2 separate regions of the Homo sapiens genome follow, and region 1 is linked to region 2. A link is a loop called in an ENCODE intact Hi-C map of the cell type or tissue named here. Cell type or tissue: PC-3. All regions are shown on one strand. Links, peaks and the distances in the headings refer to the core of each region. The heading gives the core; the rest is flanking DNA.

The links. Peaks named below come from ENCODE experiments on the same cell type or tissue, not always from the same donor. Only the 100,000 strongest peaks of a DNase experiment are listed, where the experiment ranks them.
Region 1: a loop joins it to region 2, with 3 times the contacts of the local background. A loop is called at or near these places in 1 of 110 quality-filtered maps.

The regions. Positions count from the first base shown.
Region 1 is chr17:65,808,998-65,816,742 of GRCh38, forward strand. All of the region lies in intron 21 of CEP112 (centrosomal protein 112), which reads right to left. Among named protein-coding and RNA genes, the nearest start is that of AXIN2, 250 kb to the left of the region's middle. In PC-3, for the core only: no CTCF peak of the experiment used is centred there; no DNase peak of the experiment used is centred there.
Region 2 is chr17:65,921,828-65,929,572 of GRCh38, forward strand. It overlaps CEP112 (centrosomal protein 112), which reads right to left. Exons shown (of 27, transcript NM_001199165.4): 19 at 5,755-5,862. Among named protein-coding and RNA genes, the nearest start is that of CEP112, 270 kb to the right of the region's middle. In PC-3, for the core only: no CTCF peak of the experiment used is centred there; a DNase peak (open chromatin) is centred at 3,984; H3K27ac peaks cover 1,497 bases.

The DNA.
Region 1 (7,745 bases), core at 901-5,900, 110 kb before region 2:
ACAGCAAGAATGCCCTTACCAGATGTAGCACCTTGATCTTGGACTTCCCATCCTCCAGAACCATGAGCCCAAGGAATTTCTATTCTTTATAAATTACTCAGTGGTGTTCTGTTATAGTAGCACATAATGGACTAAGATAAGATCTGAGGGGGGAAATCCAGACAAAGAGAAAAAATAACTTCAAAGGCCTTAGGTAGGAACAAGCTTGAAATACTTACAAAAGGCAGGAAAACCACATGCTGGATCCATGTAACTGAGGGGGAGAGGAGTAGGGGATAAGCTGAAGAGATGGGCAGGGGCCAGATTTCCATTTTGTTTCAATACTGATGAGAAGCCATTGGAGGGTTTTTAGCATGGAATTATATAATCTCATTTATTTTCCAACAGATTTGATTGTTGTACAAATGAACTGTTGGAGGAAGTAGGTATGAAAATAGGAAGACCAGGTGGGAGTTACTGCAACAGTCCAGTGAAGAGTCAATTTAGATTTATTTTAGACTTGGGTGGTAATGACAGACGTGATGGGAAGTGGTTTGATGTAAGATATATTTGAAGCAGCAGGAATTTTTGGTAGGAAGAATGTAGGCGTGAAAGAAAGAAATGTGTCAAGTATGACTCAGTACTAGTTATGATATGAAGAATATTGGGGAAGAATTAAGAGCTCTGTTTCAGAAATATTAAGTGCCAGACATCTATTAGAATTTCAAGGAAGGTGTTTAGGAAAAGGTTGAATACCAGCCTGGAACTTCAGAAAGAGACTAGGACTAGAGATACAAACTGGAAGTCATCAGCATATAGATGGCATTTAAAGCAATGAGACTGCACAAGATGAGTTAGGGACTGAGTAAAGGAAGTGGGGGGGGGAAGATAAGGTGGTGTTACTAAAGGAGATGGAGTAGGAGCAGCTAGCCAATTAGGAGAAATTCCTGGAGACCACGATGTTCTTCCTAACTGATAATGTGATTAAAACCTATCAGAGAAGGAGTGATCAATGGTGTCAAAACTTCTGAGAAGTCAACTGTGATGAAGACTAAAGACAGAGCACTGCATTTAGTGCAGAGATCACTTGTTGATTGGACAAATGTTTCAACATATTGAAGTGGCGAAGAGCCTCATTGCCATGAATAAAAGAAGAGAATATAAGGCAGTAGAATAATTAAGTATTAATAGAAAGACCTTTTGAAGACTCTGGTTACAAAGATAAACAAAGACGTGGCACAGTGATTGAAGTGAGATTTGGATTGCAACAGAGCATTTACTGGTAGTTGAATATATACCCCCCTCCCTATTGCATCTCCCCTTCCCCACACACATTTCCTAGCCCCCTGCAGGTAGGTGGAGCCTTTTGTCTAGTTCTGGCTAATGGGCTGTGATTGGAATATGGGTCATTTCTGGGCCAAAGTACAAAGAATTGGGTGTGAGCTCTTCATATCCTGTCTCCTCTAGCCATCGGTGACCAGTAGTGTTCAAGATAATGGAATCTTTCTATCAACCAACATTGAACTTACAATCTGAAAAAGTATTAATCACATTAAATTATTGATAACTAACCAGTTTAGATCTATAAAAACAGCACTTTCTTATGGTTTCACTTAACAAATCTTTGCTGAGTGAAGCCACTGAGATGTGGGGGTCAATTTGCTACCACAGTATAACTTAGAATAATTTGGCATACGTGATCAAAGAATTCTTTAACATATTATTTCATATTTTTATATTTTTGAAATAATGTATCAGAGAGAAAAATATTGATATAAGAGAAATGGTGGATAATTATAGGAGAAAAACCCTTGAATAAGGATGAGGAGTGTAGTGTACTAGTGAAGACCTTAGACAGAGGTACACATTTCCATAAGGAAGAAATCCATCTACCCTAAAGGAGGGAAGGTGGAACATGGATATAGATGCAATTGCAGAGTAGATTTGGGATGGGCAGATAAAGTGGTTCTCTTCTGTTTGCCTCCACTTTTCCAGTGAAATCGAGGTCATCATCTCAGAACAGAAATGAAAAGGCAGTGTTGGAGGTTTGAGAAGAATAGACGGAGATGAAATTTTCTACTGGGAAAATGAATTAACATTGCAGTGCTGAGGGCTCTTTGGCCTTACGTTCAAGGGAAGATAGTTAACATAAGTGTCTTCTCTTGAACCATGGTCAAGTGTTTAGATACTGTAGTAGAGTACATGAGTGTTTGGTGTAGCCAGGGTTGGGGATTGCCAATGAGGAAGGTAGAGGTAAATAGGGGCAAGGAAGCTGAGAGTAGTTCAAGGAAGTGGTTACTCTGATGGACCATGAAATCTAAGCTGAGAAGTGAAAACATGAAGAAGTTAATGGAAAGTGGAAAATGATGTTAATCGATTGTAAGTCCCACAGGGCAAAAAACTGCTAGTGTGAGGACGCTAACCTAACTGAGTTAGAAATGTGGGGGTTGGGGAGGGCAGAGAGAATGGAATGCCAGAAACCAAAATTTTCAAGGTGGTACAGTTACTGGAATTGTTAAAGACTCTAGTCATACCCCTGAACAGGTGGCTGAGGTGGAGAACTGATGAGCTCAAGAAACCGAGAGGCCAATGAGTTGTAATAATCTCATTCATGGGCTAATCCATCCAACATCATATTGGCTATGAGCAATTATGATTTAGGGTAGGACATGCTTTGTTCTTCCTGTGCTAGTTTTATCACATACAAGTTATAGCCATGAAAGTGAAGCGCTGTGAATGAGATAGTGTGAAGCAATATCTAAATTTTTACAAGTGAAGTGTTATTTAAATGAAAATTTCTTGAAAAATTGCTTTTCTTAATTTTATAAATCTCCTATTTAGAACCGAAAACTAAAGAGCCTGGCTTTTCTGTAATAACAGAATGCCTCATTTTTGGTCTACAACTCTAAATTGAAGTGGTATTTTACTACTAAATACCTGTAAATTATTCTCTTTTTCTTTCCATAATTAATACATAATTTTCTGTCATTGCTGCTTTCCAATCCTAATCATATGTATTAAAATACATTTTTTTTTCTTTTTTTTGAGATGGAGTCTCACTCCATTGCCCAGGCTGGAGTGCAGTGGCTTGATCTCGGCTTACTGCAAGCTCCACCTCCCGGGTTCATGCCATTCTCCTGCCTCAGCCTCCTGAGTAGCTAGGACTACAGGCGCCCGCCACCACGCCTGGATAATTTTTTGTATTTTTAGTGGAGACAGGGTTTCACCATGTTAGCCAGGATGGTCTTGATCTTCTGACCTCATGATCCACCCGCCTCGGCCTCCCAAAGTGCTGGGATTACAGGCGTAAGCCACCGCACCCGGCCTAAAGAATTTTTTATTGCTGAAAAGTATCTTACTTTCCCTTGATTTTTCATTTTCTCTGGGATATTTCTCCAGGATATTTACATGGGGAAGAAAATGGCCTTTTCCTCCTTGTAGATGATTCAGTTAAGAAAGGAATAGAATTGGCTTAAACCTCATTGCTCCAAAACGACCCTAAGAGCTCCAAGAAAATTTTTCCACATTCATCAAAATCTGCAGTCTGAAGCAGCTGACAAGGGCACCTGAAGCAATCCAACAAGTCAGCCCGTTTATAATTGAAGGCTTTTATTGAACTATTTTTGGATCCTGTTATATATTATCTCCACAAGAAAACAACCAGATTAAAATGAAATACTACAATGGAACAACAAAACTTCAGTTTTATTTACATAAAAGGCAACCTTCTAAAAAAGCATCCCTAATCTCTCAAAGACAATGATAAGGCAATCTGGCAGCTTGAAAAGTCAAAGTGACTTTCAAGCATTGTTGTTTAAACTGACAAAAATTTCTACAGATGCCAATGCAAAATTAAAAAAAAGAAGTAACACGTTTAAAATATATACACTTTAGAGTTTATATAGAATAAAAGCTTTTTTTGAACTTTTCTAGGATTGAAAACAAAAGCAAACATTGCTCTTCCAAAGCCATTATCGAGCAGAAAAATATTCATACAGAAGTAAAAATCTACAGTGCAAATTAAAGCAGAGAGAAACAATCTAGAATAAAACATTATTTCAAATAAGATAATGTATGCATGAGTGAGCATTTCCTCTGAATCCAGGTGACTAGCAGGGCATGATGGGAAGATTACACTTCTTGTCATCCTATACAGAAACACCAAGAAAAGGTCTGGTGTCTCTCCAGGGGCAAGGACCAATAATTCTTCGAGAAAAGGCATACTGAGAGGATTCTTTAAGTCAAATGGATCTAAGATCAAGTCCAAAGTGATCAATAAGAGCTGAAAGATCAGTCAAGTACCAAATACTCAAGGAAACTCATCAACGTAGAAACAAGAAACAGGGAAGGGGACTTGTGAACAAAAGGTGTGGGCAATGAGGAATTAGGAACCCAATCAGAGCCTCGTTGGGAAATGAGGAATGTGGCAACAAGCATGAATTGGTTCATAAAACCAATGATCTTGTGAAACAGGAGCTGCTTCTATCTTTTGCTCATAGTGACCTATCTGAGCCAACAGATGGTTGGATTTGCTTGGAAATAGCATGAGAAGCCAACATTCCTGACATAGGTGTTGGAGAAAGACACACTAGAATCTTGGTTCTGCAACTTGTAGCTGTGTAACTCTGAGCCAGTTGTGTAATTCCTCTGAGCCTCAGTATCGCCTACAATTCTAAAGCATTCAGTGAGTTGGGAGAATTAAAGTAGATAAGGTGCGTGAAAGTGCTTTACACATGGAAAGCACACAATCAGTATCTTCTTCCATTAGGCCAATACACCTGTATATTGCTTATTGTTTAATTTACACCAATTATTTTCAGGAATTTATTTGAGCACAAGGAAGTGTGGAATTAAGAATCTGTGTTGTATCTGACTTTAAAAAATACAGAGAAGATCGTTCATTTTTTTTATGACATTGACAATGTCAACGTTTAACACAAACAATTCTATTTTAAAATCTTGTATTTCCTGATCAATCTGTTGGGAGTGAAAATTAGAAGAGAGGGTAGTAAACAAAGTAAGAATTTGCAAACATAGTTGAACTCAGATAATAAATACCTATATCCTCTACAGGTGCCCTTTTCTCATAATAGAAAAGAGATGAGAAGACATGAAAAGTGAAAGCTTAAAAAGACAGTACCCATGTAAGGCAAGAGTAGAATCTGTTCAGAGAGGTTACTTGTCTAGGGCTGCTTAGCTAGTTATTGACAGGGGCTTTGCTAGAACTCACATCTCTTGTGGAATGTGTGTCTAACATATTCTCACCAAAGAAGAAGCGTATGCATTATTTCCTCAGTGAAGCCCTTTCTTGGTCCCAAAACCAAGCTGTCTGCTCTGTATGCTCTCATAGCTTTCTCTATTTCCCTTTTCAACACAGTCATCAGGCATATTGTTACCATGTGGATAATGGAGTGAGTGGTTAAAAGCATAGGTTCTGGTGTCAAACTGTTTGAATCTTGTCTCTCCAAATTATTCAAACGATTTAAGCATCCAAAAAGAATAAAAGCACTTAATTTACAGAGATGTAGTGAGGAGACAATAAACCTTTACAACAATGCTTGACACAGTGCAATAAATGTTGGCCATTTGTATTATTAGTAAGGATAATTAAGGCAAGGAGTGTTTAATACTGGATGTCCAACACAGAGTGGTGCTCTCCCCAAAGATAGCACAGGATGTGTCCCCTGTCAAACCCTCAGAGGAATTGCAAACCTATAAAATTAATAAACTTTGAAAGTAGTTGTGTGATTATGTTTGCTAAATAAAGGCAGTTCCAATTGGCACAAATTTCAGTTTTCATGGTTTAGTTTAAACAAACTCAGTGCCCTACCAACATAGTTAAAATTTCAGTTACCACAGTCTATCTTCTGTGGTGAAGAGCCTATTAAACCATTTTCTGATTTTTAAAAGTATGTTTTCTTCTTATTGAGTTCTTTATATATGCTGTATAAAAATACTTTTTCAGGTATATATTTTGCAAATATTTTCTCCAAGACTAGTTTGTCTTTTTATTTTCTTAAGAGTGTCTTCTGAAGAGTAAAAGTTTTATTTCTGATGATTTCTAATTTATCAATTTTTTCTTCCATAGTTCATAATTTCTGAGTCCAATTGAAGAAATGTTTGTCTAAATCAACATCACTAAGGTGCCCTATGTTTCTTCCAAGGGTTTTATACTTGCAGCATTTATGTTGAGGTCTACAATTAATTTCAAGGTAACTTTTGTGTAACTGTGAGGTAAAAGTTGAGGTCTTCTTTATCTCCATGTGAATACCCAATTGTTCAGAACTATTTGTGGAAAGACTATCCTTCCCCCATTCATTATCTTAGCACATTTTTGTCAAAAATTGATTGATTATAAATGTGTAGGTATATTTCAAGACTCTTTATTTTGTTCCACTGGTTGATATGTTAATCTTTACACCAATACCACATTCTCTTGATTACTATAGCTTTATGGTTAGTCATGAAATCAGGAGGTGTAATTTCCCCAACTCCATTCTTTTCCAAAATTGATTTGACAATGCTGTAATGAAATTTAGAGCCAGCTTGTCAAATTCAACAAGAAAACTGCTTAGGTTTGGATGAGGACTGCACTTGATCTAAGGATCAATCTGGGAGAAATGACATTCTTACAAGGTTGAGTCTTCCTGCCCATGAACTTGGTATTTCCTTCCATTTAATTACATCTTTACTTTATGCCACAAAAGTTTAGTTGTCAGCACACAGATCTTGGATATATCCTGTTAAACAAGTATTTCATATTTGTGATGATGTTGTAAATGGCTGATTTTAAAAAATTCAATTTCCAACATTCATTGCAAATACATAAAAATATAACTGATTTTGCATATGGACTTGGTACACCATGACCTTGCTAACTTTAGTTATTGGTTCTTGTAGTTTTGTATTTTTGCAGATTCCTTTTATCTCATGTAGATGACATGTCTGCAAATAGACAGTTTTACTTCTTCCTTTCTGATTTGTATGCCTTTTATTTCTTTTTCTTGCCTTGTTGCACTTCCTACGACCTCCAGTATAAAGTGAATAGAAGTGGTAACAGTAGATGTCTTTTCCTTGTTACCAATCTTGGGAAAAAATAATATGGTCTGTCATCATTAAGTATGATTTTAGTTGTTGGTTTTTCTTTTTCTGGTGTCTTTTCTTTTTAAAAAAGTTTTTAAAAAACATTTTTGCTGAAATATAAATCACATACCATAAAAATCACCCATTAAAATGTCCAATTCAGTAGTTTTGGTATACTCACAAAGTTGTACAACCATCACTACAGTCTAAGTTGTTTTTTAAAAAAATTTTAATTTTTTATTCCCATAGGTTATTGGGGAACAGGTGGTGTTTGGTTACATGAATAAGTTCTTTAGTGGTGATCTGTGAGATTCTGGTGCACCCATCACCTGAGCAGTATACACTGCACCCAATTTGTAGTCTTTTATCCCCCACCCCCTTCCCACCTTTTTCTCCTGAGTCCCCAAAGTCTTTTGTATCATTCTTATGCCATCTGTTCTTTATTGGCTCTTTGAATAGGTGTTAAACTTTTAATGCTTTTTCTACATCTACTGATATAATATGATTTTTCTTTTTTAGTCTTAATATAGTGAATTACATTGATTTTTTAAAAATTTTGAACCAACTCTGCATTCCTGAGATAAACCCTACCTGACCTTGATGTGCTATCCTTTTTATATATTGATGGATTTGATTGGCTAATATTTTGTTAAGTGATTTTTTGTGTGTGTCTGTAGTCTGTA
Region 2 (7,745 bases), core at 1,649-6,648:
TTTTAAAATCTATCATTCTGAGAAAAGCCTTTGAAGTTTACATGCTTCCAGACAAATTTATATATTTTTTTTACATTAAAAAAGTGAAACTGTCACAATGTGGATAATAGGGGGTATAGAAAAAAAGAATTCACCATGATTCCATCCTCTAAAAAATAACTAGGATTTTTGAGATTAAGGATAATTGGGTCAGAGGGTGTAAGCGTTTTTCATGACTCTTGGTAGAATCTGCCAAAATCCTTTCCAAAAAGCCTGTAATGCCACTAGCATGTATAAAAGTACCAATTTCACTAAACTTTTACCGACTTTAGATGGCACATCATGGTTAATTCTAATTTGCATTTTTATTAACACCAAGAGTAACGATGTTTCTACATGGCTGTTCACTTAATTCATTTCTTATCTCTCTCTTTCCTTTGCCAGGTCACTTATTGGGACATTAATGATTTTCTTATGGTTTATGCTAATTACTATATTTAATCTGCTAATTATTTTTATATATTATACATTTATTAATTTTATAAGGAGAGTTACTCTTTGCCTAAGATATCTGCTTCAATTATTTCTTCAATTACTTTTTTAACTCAAAATACTTTTTATTTAGTCAAATGCATTTCAATTTTCCTTGGCGTTTTTTTCTTATTGTGTCTGACTTTCAAAGTCAGTGGTGTGCCAAAACAATTACAAAATAAATGCAGATCAGGTGCTGACATCATTTGGCCACACTTGGTTATAAATTTGTGACCCATGTGATTATCATCAAAATGAGAATATAATTTTAAAACTCCCACAGAGAACTCTGCAACATCTTACACTCATCCTGTAGTATCATAACCTCTGACTAGCATTTGTGTTACATAAAGAGCTTTAAATTTGGTTTTCCCTTCTCCCCTGTTCCTTCCTCAGTTTACTTAGAGGAACTGACATTTTTCTTATTTTTCTTAGTGCTTCTAATATTGTTTTTAATACAAAATTACCTCAATTATACTTTGTAACTATAGCATAATAAAAAGTAACATTCATTGCCCTTCCTTAATATTTTTATTTACATTTGATTATTACCTCTGTTTCCCTCTTACCACCCCTTCCTCCCCAATTCCAGCCTCCAATTCTTCATCTAGTTTTCTAAACCTAGTTTCTGAAACCAGTTTCCAAGCAACTTCCCCCATCACTAAAGTTGTGGAAAACATCCTCCATGGCACTTCAGATAACAGTGTATTTCAGGGGAAATACCTATTTTTAATTTAGCATGTGTCAGAACGACTTTCAGTTGCCATCCCATATTAATCGGAAATTAACTACTTCATTTTTATATAAAACCATTTTTTTAAAAAAAAGAATCTGATAGAATAACTCCATTGCACCGGCTTTTGCAGTTAGAAAGTCTGAAGTTATCCATACTTTGGCACTGTTGAAAATGATCTGTCAGCTCTATCGTCTACCTTTTCTTCTCTTTTAGGCTTTTCATTTGTTGGTCATTTTTTACATTGCATATAAATTGTCTGAATTTATTTTCTATTTCATTAATCCAAATTTATTACCCACTTAAAATGTTACAGAATATAATATAGACCAGGCACGGTGGCTCAAGCCTGTAATCCCAGCACTTTGGGAGGCTAAGGCAGGAGGACTGCTCAAGCCCTGGAGTTCAAGGTTGCAGTGAGCCATGATCATGCCACTGCACTCCTGCCTGGGAGACAGAGCAAGACCCCATCTCTAAGAAAAAATATATATAATATAAATGCTCCAAAATATTATTCCATTTTAATGTTTCTTAGCATTCATAATTTTAATGTTTTACTTATCCAAGTAATGCATAACATATGATCATTATGAAATTTGAAGTAAAAAAGTTTTATTTAGAGCATACAATGAAAGTCTCAGTTCATCATAACCCTAACCCATAATACCAGGCCAATTCCATAGTCATGTATAATCTTACAGAATTTTTTCACTGAATTTACATATCTAACTTTGAGACACATATGTTTTAATTTTACTTCAATGGGATCATAATATACAAAGTGTTCTAAAAAGCGCTTTATTCCCCTCACCAATATGTCTTAGAAATCTGCATATGTTGGCACCTTCAGATTTATATTAATCTTTTTAATAAGTATATAGTATTCCACAGTAGGTATTTAGCATTATTTATTTATTTATTTTTGAGACAGAGTCTCGCTCTGTCACCCAGGCTGGAGTGCAGTGGTGCGATTTTGGCTCACTGCAGACTCCACCTCCCAGGTTCACACCATTCTCCTGCCTCAGCCTCTCGAGTAGCTGGGACCACAGGCGCCCACCACCATGCCCGGCTAATTTTTTGCATTTTTAGTAGAGACGGGGTTTCGCCATGTTAGCCAGGATGGTCTCGATCTCCTAACCTCGTGATCCGCCTGCCTCGGCCTCCCAAAGTGCTGGGATTACAGGCATGAGCCACCGTGCCCGGCCAGCATAATTTATTTAATCATTCATTTTATTCATAACTTTTTTCAGTATTACAAATAATCCTCCCGAAACATATGTGAACATGCATTTTTTTGCACATGTATAAGTATTTCTATAGGATAGGTTCTAAGAAATAAAATTTTGGGATTAAAATCTATATGAATTAGTTTTTTTGGAACAATAGAACATATATATCCTACATATGAATATGTATATATAGAGTGTACATATTCACATGTGCATATGTGTCTGCATACATGCACACATGATTTTTAAAAATAAAATGGTAAAGATCATCTTCTAATAAAAAGTAACAGGTCCTTGCCCCATCCCACTCCTGTACTGGTGGCAACTCTTTTAAAACATGTCTGTGCTCCTTTCTGTGGTGATTACTTCCCTACCTCTACAAAATATGCTACATAGCTCTTTCTTAATTTACCAAAGCTAGACATTCCTTATAGGCCTTCTACTAGGACAAATGGGGATTTAGCTCATTTACACTCCCTTGCTGCTCTCTCCCACTCCTGTCACCATTTTACTAGTTACTCCACTCCTCTCACTTCCTCCAGTGGTCAACCCTGTAATTAGGAATATACTAAAGCCTCTGTGTTTTGTTTCATGATACGGGCAGCTGCTCAAATCCACACTTCATGATAATACCTCAGTACTCTCACCCTTCCCCTCCCAGCCCCTCCATCCCTTTCTTCCACTTCCATACCTACACCGTCTTAACCTTTACTGTTACAATAGCAAGGCTGGTGATATGGTTTGGCTGTGTCCCCACCCAAATCTCACCTTGAATTGTAATAATCCCCACGTGTGAAGGGCGGGACCAGGTGGAGATAATTAAATCATGGGGGCAGCTTCCCCCCGTACTATACTCATGGTAGTAAATAAGTCTCACAAGATCCGACGGTTTTATAAATGGGAGTTCCCCTGCACAAGCTCTCTTGCCTGCCACCACATAAAAGGTGATTTTGCTTCTCCTTCTGCCATGATTGTGAGGCCCCCTCAGCCATGTGGAACTGTGAGTCCATTAAACCTCTTTCCTTTATAAATTACCCAGTCTTGGGTATGTCTTTATTAGCAGCGTGAGAACAGACTAATACAGTTGGTAACATCTATGTCCTGTTCTGTAACCCTAAGCTAGTTTTTAAAGCTGAAAACAATAAATGTCATCTAATTATTATGTCTATGTATATACTGTTCACTGATGAATATTTTGTCTGCTAAGACTACATTTCCTTTTCTACTGGTCCAGCATCATAACGCCTGTGCTGCTTGATGAAGAATGTGCCTTTAAAATCCAGTTCCAGCATTTTCTACGTTTTTACATTTTCTAAGTTTGCAATCGTAGTCAGCATGGTAAATTGTTTTACGCTAACCCCATTTGATGGTCTTCTCTGTGATACTCCTTCCAGGCGGAGGATTACACCAGGGAGGCCATGTTTGCTTTGGCCAATAAAATGTGAGTAAACTTACTTCTGAGTCAATTTTAGAAGACAGCAAATGCTCAAAATATTTCCTTTTCCATTTCCCATAGCAATGTTCCAGATAGTTCATTCTAAAAACGACTCAAGATGACATGACATGGGTCAGAGCTGCAGTCAATCCTCAAAGGACACGTGACATAAGTATGAAATAAGCCTTTTTTGTTCTAAGCCACTGAGGTTTAGGATCATGTTTACCAAAGCAAAACCAAGCTAAAAATTAATGGTAATCTTAAGTATTCTGGGAATAAGCAGAAATATATTTTTAAAAGAAGAAAATAAAACTTTGTATTACTAAGTAAGAGGCAGAGCACTGACGACAAAATCTCAACTCCTTACACAAACCGGTCCTAACCTCCCTCTTTCCCTTCATCTCCTACAGCAGGAACCTTTCTCCCCATACTCTGGCTAACCTGGTCTTCATCATCATTTATTTTCCTTGAACACTTCCAGCTTGCTCTCTTCTCAGGATTTTTGAACGTGCAGTTCCCTCAGACTGGAATACTATTCCTCCAGAGCTCATGGCTGGCTCCTTCCTAGTTTTTAGAACTCAGCACAAATGTCAGGGAAACCCTGATCAGTTATTCAAGGCTATAATCTCCTTCCCACCCTCCACCTGGCAAAGGCTATAAAGGTACCATCTTTTCTTCTTCATAAGTCACTCTTCAGGCCGGGTGTGGTGGCTCACACCTGTAATCACAGCATTTTGGGAGGCTGAGGTGGGCAGATCACCTGAAATCAGGAGTTCAAAACCAGCCTGGCCAACATGGTGAAACCCTGTCTCTACTAAAATTACAAAATTTAGCCGGACGTGGTGGCGTGTGCCTGTAATCCCAGCTACTTGGGAGGCTGAGGCAGAAGAATCGCTTGAACCCGAGAGGTGGCGGTTGCAGTGAACCAAGATGGCGCCATTGCACTCCAGCCTGGGTGAGAGAGTGAGACTCCTTCTCAAATAATAATAATAATAATAATAATAACTCACTCTTCAAAATTATTTCACTTTTTAATTTGTAGACTGATGACTCATCGAAAAGCAAGCTCCATGAGAGAGGAGGCATGTTCTCTCTGTTGCTGTTCTCCCTCATGCCAGGGACAGCACCTGGCACATAGTAAGTACTCAACCCTATTTCTCAAATAAATGGAGGTTTAACTAGTGCTCTGACAGGATAGAAGAATGACTGATATTGTTAGGATACTTGTTCCCACCCAAATCTCATGTTGAAATGTAATCCCCAGTGTTGGAGGTGCGGCCTTGTGGGAGGTGTTTGGATCATGGGGGCGGATCCGTCATGAATGGCTTGGGCCATCCCCTTGGTGATAAGTGAGCTCTCACTCTGAGTTTGAGTGACCTGGTCATTTAAAAGTGTACGGCACCTCCTCGCTTCTCTCTCTCTCTCTCTCACTGGTTCACTTGCTGGTTCCTGCTTTTGCCATGTAAGGTGCCTGCTTCTGCTTCCTTCTGCCATGATTGGGAGCTTCTTGAGGCCTCTCCAGAAACAGAGGCCACTATGCTTTCTGCACAACCTGCAGAACTGTGAGCCAATCAAATCTCTTTTCTTATAAACTACCCAGTCTCATCAATTATAATCGATGTTTCAATCAAACATTCAGATAAAACAAACAGTCAGAATAAACTTCAGTGGAGTGTTAAAATTCTGTTTATAGATTTTATTGAAACAAACATTATTTTAAATATATTGGTAACAACAGCTCTTAGTAATATTTTCATTATGCAGATATTTTGTGATAGTGATTTTTAAAAGATAAATCATATATGTATTTTAAAAATTTAATGGCAGCATCAAAATGAAAGACCAACCTGTTGTTCATACCGCTGTCTGATGTCCTCCAGTTGCCATAAAAACTCCTTTGATTGTTTCTCACGAAGAGATTTGGATCTAGTTAGATCTGCCTCCACTTTTTCCATCTATAAAATTTAAAAATCAAATATTAATTTTTTAAACAAACAATTGTGTTCCATGTTTTTGTAATTTGTCCATTTGTTTAAATGACAGATTTTAAGCACCTCACCAATAATAATGATGAATTTAAATGTATTAAAATAATGAGACATTTATCAATTCATTTTAATATATTTTAATTATTTAAGGAGGGAAATTAAAATTGGTATATAATTGACTAAATTCTAAAATTACAACAATAATGCAGTGAAAATATAATTTAAGGCATTCTAATATTTATTGAACAAAATTTAATTAAGCCCTTGGTATGTGCTGAATGAGATAAAATATTTCCAAATCATATCTCTAATAAGAGACATATCTTGAATATATAAAGAACTCTTATAGCCCAATAATAAATGGATAATTAAACTCAATTTTAAAGTGGGCAAAGAGCCTGAATAGATATTTCTCCAAAAAGATATACAAAAGGCCAAAAAGCATTTGAAAAGATGCTCAACATCACTGTCTTTAAGCAACTACAAATTAAAACAAGAATGACATATCACTTCATGCCCCAAAGAATAGCAATAATAAAAAAGGACAAATAGTAACAAGTATTGGTAAAGACGTAGAGAAGTCAGAACCTTCAACACTGCTGCTGGGAATATAAAATGGTATAGACATGCTGGAATACAGTCTGTCTGACAATTCCTCAAAACATTAAATAGAGTTACATGTGTCCCAGTAGTTCCACTCCAAGGTAAGAAATGAGAACATACATCCACAAAAAACTTTGTCTACAAATGTTTATAGTAGCATTATTCATAACATCCAAAAAGAGGAAACCACCCAAATATCCATCAGTTGATAAATGAATAAACAAAACGTGGTATATTCTTACAGTAGAATATTATTCAATCATAAAAAGGAAAGAAGTATTAATACATGTACTCTGGGAGGCTGAGGCAGGAGGATCGCTTGAGCCCAGGAGTCGGAGACCAGTGTAGGCAACATAGTGAGACTGTGTCTCTACAAAAAAGAAAAAAAATTAGCCGAGCGTGGTGGCATGGGCCTACAGTCTCAGCTATTCGAGAGGCTAAGGCAGCAGGATCGCTTAAGCCCCAGAGGTTGTAGCTGCAGTGAGCCATGACTGCACCACTGCATTCCAGCCTGGGAAAAAGAGTAAGATCCTGTCTCAAAACAAAAATTAATTATAAATAGAAAAAAAACTAACACATGTTATAACATGGATGAGCCTTGACAGCATTAAGCTAAGTGTCACAACAGACCACATACTGTAGGATTCCATTTATATTAAATTTCCAGAATAGGCAAATCCATAGAAACAGAAAACAGATTAGTGGTTGCCTAGGGTGAGATGGTGATCTGGGACGGTAACTGTTAAAGGGTATGGTGTTTCTTTGGGGGAAGATGAACATTTTCTAAAATTGATTGTGATGATGTTTGCATAACATCCTGAATACATTTTTTAAAACCACTGAATTGTACACATACGAGTGAATTGTTGGTATGTGAATTTTATCTCAACAAAGCTGTTATTAAAAAAGAAAGCGGAAAAAGGAAAAGTCAAAGATTCCACCACACCCATGAGGCCTCACATAATCCAATCCCAGTGACCTCTCACAGCTCATCTCTACTGCTCTATCCCACTACCACCACCACAGTCCACCTACCTGCTGCCCAGGCCTATAATGTGTCAGAAGTGCTCTCACCTTGTGGGCAGGAGGTTCTGCCTGATATTCACACAGTTTCTTTCTCAAAGTATTGAGGCTTTGTTTAGCATCACCTTTGTACTGAGACCTTCTAGACCACTCAATTTTAAATTGTACATTGCAATTCCCCAGCCACTAAGTCCACCTAGTCCCCCTATCCCTGCTTAGCTACC